Regions from separate parts of the Homo sapiens genome. Here region 2 is linked to region 1. A link is an interaction called in ENCODE POLR2A ChIA-PET data of the cell type or tissue named here. Cell type or tissue: PC-9. All regions are shown on one strand. Each heading gives the region's core, and the rest is flanking DNA. Links, peaks and the distances in the headings are about the cores only. Region 1 has its middle 8.3 kb from the start of LINC02526. Region 2 has its middle 87 kb from the start of CD24.

Region 1 (2,915 bases), core at 169-2,668:
TGACATTAAATAATTTTAAAAGGCAATGTGATTTTAAAAGTCAGAAAAACAGAGAACAAAAGAAAAAAATGAAGTAGCATAAAAAACTAGAAGCTGGAAGTGTTTGCACTAAATGATTTAGGGCAAGGTTTCTCAACCTTGGTATTATTGACATTTTGAGCCATAGAATGTTTCACTGTAGATGGCATCTGTAGCAGCATTCCTGGTCTCTACCCACTAGATGCCAGTAGCACCCCTCCCTAGTTGTGACAACCAAAAATGCCTCCAGTTATTGCCAAATGTTCCTGAGGGTAAAATTCCGCTGGCTGAGAACCACTGATTTGGGAAATAAGAAAAATCAAAATGTATCCCCAGGAAAAGTCTAGAACCAGGCTTACTCTGGCCAAAGGATGCCTCACTCACCTCACCCCCAACCTCCCAAAATAAAAAGCTCAGGAGCTAGAGGCACCAGGCAGAAAACAGCACTGGTTAAAAATCTGTAAAAGAGTTAGGTTGAATGCTCTGTATGTCCTCTGCTTTAAAGATTCATTCTTTAAAGAGGCTGAATCTTGGGGACTCCAGGGTTGACGACACCAGGCACAGCTGAGGGTGAAAGTTCCATACAGAATGTGGGCATTATATAGGAATCTACTAAACAGGTGTGGGATCCTAGCTCTTTGCTCAACTCAGCTCTACGAACACTGGCATCTAGGTACCTATTTTCTAGGGAGGAGACTGGAAGATTCTTCTGATAAAAACTGACCGAGCCATAAACAGAAAAAAAATCGATTGTCACTCAAATTTAATGAATTGGCCTGGCCAGATCACTCTAAAACCCTAAAGTAAAATCTACCAGTCAATGACCTCTCCCTCTCTTCTCCATACATATCTTCTAATCACAGGCTTTTCAATGCCTCACTCCCATGCAAATAGACAGCCAAGAATGGCCAAGCATTTAAAGAAAGCCTCCAGCATGGAAAAGAAAAAAAGAAACAAGAAGGAACTTAGAGAAAACAGAAATATTGGGGAGCAGATGCAAAGTTCAAAAATGTTTTAAGTGAAGCTTCCCTTCTCAGATCTTGGTTTCCAAATACCAAGGCGGGCCCCCACTGGACTGGGGGCACAGAAATATCCTCTTGTGTCAGAAAATGTAAAAATGTGCAAAGAATGATGAGGCGGTAAGACAGAACATAGAAGCTAGCTTGAAGCGGTATCCCCTGGCCAAAGGGAGGACAATTTGAGCATAAAAATAAATAAGAGTATAGAATTGTAAACCTTGATTACAATAGAAATCCATGAATCCATGATTATATAAACAAATAAGAGAAAGGGAAAACACTTCCTTTCAGTAGAATGCCAGCTAATAATTGTAGAAGGAATAATGGAAATAGATAATTACCATTTGGCAGCCCAATCTGTGGTAGCTGATAGAGACGAGGTCATCAATGGATGCTAAGGCTGGTAGGTAGAAGTTTGGTGAGGAACAGGTGTTGGCATAATCTCAGAATATTTCTGCACAAAATAACCAACCAAATGCAAAGGGAGGACTGGTGACTTTACAGTCGAGAAAACTGGCAGACTCCAAATACGAGTGATCAAGGGAAATGTCACCAGTGGTGGGACGGGTTGGCCTTGTATTCCTGATGCGATGGGCTAAGAAAGAGCACAGAATCACTGTTGCAGTATTCCTTCCAAGAATCTATGGCTCTAGTCTGGCCATGGGTAAACACTGGACACACCCAGGTGGATGATCATCCTACAAAATGAAAGGCCTATACTTTTAAACTGAAAGAGGGTGGACTGGGCACGGTGGCTCACGCCTGTAATCCCAGCACTTTGGGAGGCTGAGGCGGGCAGATCACCTGAGGTCGGGAGTTTGAGACCAGCCTGACCAACATGGAGAAATGCTGTCTCTACTAAAAATACAAAAAATTAGCCAGGCATGGTGGCACCTGCCTGTAATCTCAGCTACTCGGGAGGCTGAGGCAGGAGAATTGCTTAAACCCGGGAGGCGAAGGTTACAGTGAGCAAAGATCGTGCCATCATACTCCAGCCTGGGCAACAAGTGTTGCCGTCTCAAAAAAAAAAAAAAAAAAAAAAAAAGATATGAGAGAGGGTGAAACGCTGCAGAATTGTTCTGGACCGACACATAAGTGCAATGTATGTTTTCATATGGGATTCCTATACCTTAAAAGAAAAAGAGGCATTGTTTGGACAGTTGGTGAAATTTAAATGGGGTCTAGCAAAGATATCACATCTGGCCCAACAGCTGCAATCAGGGCTACTTCTTAGTCCACAGTTACCCTTCAAATTGTTTTTGTTTGTTTGTTTACAGGTGACAAAATGGTGAATTAAATGGAGACATGATGGGGTTCACCACCCCTGTATTCTTTATGTTTTTAAGGGTGGCACTCATTTCTGCCAGACCCTCTGTGATGCAATATTGTTTTTGCTTTACTATTTTGCGTGTGTGTGTGTGTGTGTGTGTGTAAGAGGGTACCAATTTCAGAGCTTTACGCTTGGCTGTATTCACCCTGATAGCTCTTACCCCACTGGCCAAAGAAGCAGTGTGGGGTTGTGTTAATTGCCAGGAATGTCTATTCCAAACATACATTCAGAGACTAGGAAATGACTATGGATGAGTGTGCAGACCCAATGAATTCACTGTAAGCCACACCTGAACCATAACTCCATTTATTACCAGGCCCCTCATATATTCCCCACCATGACCAACTGCATATATATTTTTTAAGGGGCCTAGCAGAAACTGAAAATACAGGACCCCTTGTTAAAAAAATTATTAAGAATTTCAAGCGGGTAACAGTAGAGCATTAAACCAATAATTAAACCACACATAGAACCTTCTAAATGCAAAGTCCTGTGTGGCTGCACACGTCGTACATCCACAAGGATGGCCCTGGCACCCGCTCTAACAG
Region 2 (2,915 bases), core at 221-2,720, 200 kb before region 1:
ACGTTCTGATCCCCTTCAATGTCTTAGTCGGTAAGGTTCACAATTGTGATGAAAGGCTGGAGAAGAAAGTTTTATGTCTGAACTAAAAGCAAATGCCATTTTTAAGAGCCAACAACTCTGTAGCCAACAGAAATGTAAAGTTTACAACATTCATCTGAAGGCAGGAAGTTCCAAACGAAGATCTTTTTTTTGCAAGTAAAAAGAAAGAACTATTGCTGGGAAGCATTTCCAAGTGAAATATTAAGGATGGAAAGTGGCAATAAATGGAGATTTGCAGGGTGACTTCTGCAAGTTAGAAAAATGAAGCAGTGTAAACAGTGTATTATCTTCTGTGATTTGAAGACATGGGTTTAAGCATTCTGGGCCCAGGGCTCTTCAGTAGGATGTGTCACCTTTCAAGATACAGCCATCTTGGCAATATGCCTTTAGGAAGGAGAAATCAGGGTCTATATATATAATATTATAATATATATAAATAAATGTTTATTTTAGCAAAATCAAAGTTTTACATGACACAGGAAACTTTAGAAATGAAAACCCAAAGCCCCAGGGAGAACTGTCTGTTTTTATGCTTAGGTTTCATGAAGAATAGACATCTTCATAGAAATGTGATTGGACAAAGGAGTGTGATCTAACTGTTATAAACTGAGGGCAGGGCAGCAAGGTCTGTCTGTTCAGGTTCTTCCTGACCTCTCTGTGTAGCTTTCCTTCCCCCTGGATATGGGGCAGGACCCCTCTGGAGTGAGGGCGTTAAGGGAGAAGGGAGAGAGTGACCTTTTCTAGGTTTTATGACTTGCTTTCGGGGAGAAAGGTTCTAGTTTCCATGACCCCTCCTTGGGGAAGAGAAATCATCTGGTTTCTATGACTTGCTTTGGGAGGATAAAGACAGGCAGAGGACAGGAGGACAGGAGAAGGTCAGAGAAACCTTGCTTCTGAGGCCTTCCAATCTTCTTTGGTTCCTAGTACTCAGCCCTCCAAAGCACCATACTTTTGTAACTGCCCAGTGGATTCACCTTGCCCACTGCCTAGACAGAACTGATTTATTAAGACACAGGAATTGCGATAGAGAGAGTAATTCACACAGAGCTGACTGTGCAGGAGACTGGAGTTTTGTTATTGTTCAAATCAGGCTCCCTGAGCATGCGGGGATCAGAGTTTTTAAGGATAATTTAGTGGGTGGGCGGCCAGTGAGTCAGGAGTGCTGATTGGTTGGGTCAGAGATGAGATCATAGGGAGTGGAAGCTGTCCTCTTGTGCTGAGTCAGTTCCTGGGTTGGGGCCACAAGACCAGATGAGCCAGTTTATCGATCTGGGTGGTGCCAGCTGATCCATCATGTGCAGGGCCTGCAAAATATTTCAAGCACTAATTTTTGGCTTTACGATAGTGATGTTATTCCCAGGAGCAATTTGGGGAGGGTCAGAATCTAGTAGCCTCCTGCTGCATGACTCCTAAACCATAATTTCTAATCTTTTGGCTAATTTGTTAGTTCTATCAAGGCAAGCCAGTCCCCAGGCAAAAAGGGGGTTTGTTTTGGGAAAGGGTTGTTATCATCTTTGTTTTAAAGTATAAACTAATCCCAGCATTTTGGGAGGCCAAGGCAGGGGCATCACTTGAGGTCAGGACATTGAGACCAGCCTGGCAAACATAGTGAAACCCCATCTCTACCAAAAATACAAAAGTTAGCCGGGCATGGTGGTGGGTGCCTGTAATCCCAGCTACTTGGGAGGCTGAGGCAGGAGAATTGCTTGAACCCTGGAGGCAGATGTTGCAGTGAGCCAAGATCGCACCACTGTACTCCAGCCTGGGTGACAGAGTGAGACTCTGTCTCAAAAAAAAAAAAAAAAAAAATTAAAAAAAAATATAAACTAATTTTCCCCAAAGTTAGTTTGGCCTATGGCCAGGAATGAATAAGGACGGTTTGGAGCACGCAAGATGGAGTTGGTTCGGTCAGATCTCTTTCACTGTCTCAGTTACAGTTTTGCAATGGCAGTTTTACTTTGGGGTATTGTTTTCTGAGCTCCAACAATGCAAGCATACTGTATAGTTTACTTTTTATAACGTTTACTGTTTGCCTTCTCCCGTTGGAATTCAAGCTCCATAAGGGCAGTGATTCTTTTGTTTTTTTTCCACTGATCTGTCCCAAGCTCTTAGTAGACTTACAAAGCATTCATTGAATGGAATCAAGCACACAAATTACTAACTAGCTCCTAATGGGTTAAGTGGCACAGAGGTTTGTTTTCCCCTAAAACAACTGCTGTGAACAGAGTTCTTGTGGAGCCAGGAAACCAAGATGAGGGGGAAATTAGTAGGAACATTTAACCGGTCTTTTTGCATTGCTGATTTTGTATTTCAAGTTATGATCAATGGTGTTAACATTAGTTAAACCATAATTTTTAGCTTCTAAAGTAATTTCTTTGAGGTGTTTTTCTTCCCTTTTAAAACAACTGAGCTCTGTAAAAAGCATAAGCTTCAGTTTCAACTTAACAGAAAAACCTTTAGGTAGAGATAAAATAGAAACCAGCACCTCCATTTGATCTTTCCCTGCCTGGTCTGTTTGAAGAGCGGCTGTGTTTGGACAATGGTGCGTAATGAGATCATTTCTGTTACTGCTTGTGAAGGACTTAGCTTTGCTGTGTTTTCCTTTGGGGTTTAAGAACCTGGACATTTTAGAATGCTTTTTAAAAATTAAATACAGAGTTTCAGTTGCTTTGATGGGGTTTAAAAGGGACAGCAAAAAAGGCCATTGAAGTAATTTTAGAGCTATACTTGAACAGCTACTGAATACTTGTGAAAACATAAATCCATATTAAAAGAGTCAACATTTTATACATAAACCATATTTTGACGGTTTTGTTGTGGTGGGGGTGGCGGTTGTTTTGAAACGTTACCTGTCCTCTAGAAGCACTAAACATTTT

What was found. ChIA-PET counts read pairs that join two places held together with the same protein. Peaks named below come from ENCODE experiments on the same cell type or tissue, not always from the same donor. Only the 100,000 strongest peaks of a DNase experiment are listed, where the experiment ranks them.
Region 2: POLR2A ChIA-PET joins it to region 1 with 16 read pairs; 2 of 35 experiments call an interaction of 5 or more read pairs at or near these places.

Annotation. Positions count from the first base shown.
Region 1 is chr6:106,685,685-106,688,599 of GRCh38, reverse strand. No RefSeq gene overlaps it. Among named protein-coding and RNA genes, the nearest start is that of LINC02526, 8.3 kb to the left of the region's middle. In PC-9, for the core only: no CTCF peak of the experiment used is centred there; no DNase peak of the experiment used is centred there.
Region 2 is chr6:106,886,760-106,889,674 of GRCh38, reverse strand. No RefSeq gene overlaps it. Among named protein-coding and RNA genes, the nearest start is that of CD24, 87 kb to the left of the region's middle. In PC-9, for the core only: no CTCF peak of the experiment used is centred there; a DNase peak (open chromatin) is centred at 1,244; H3K27ac peaks cover 1,690 bases.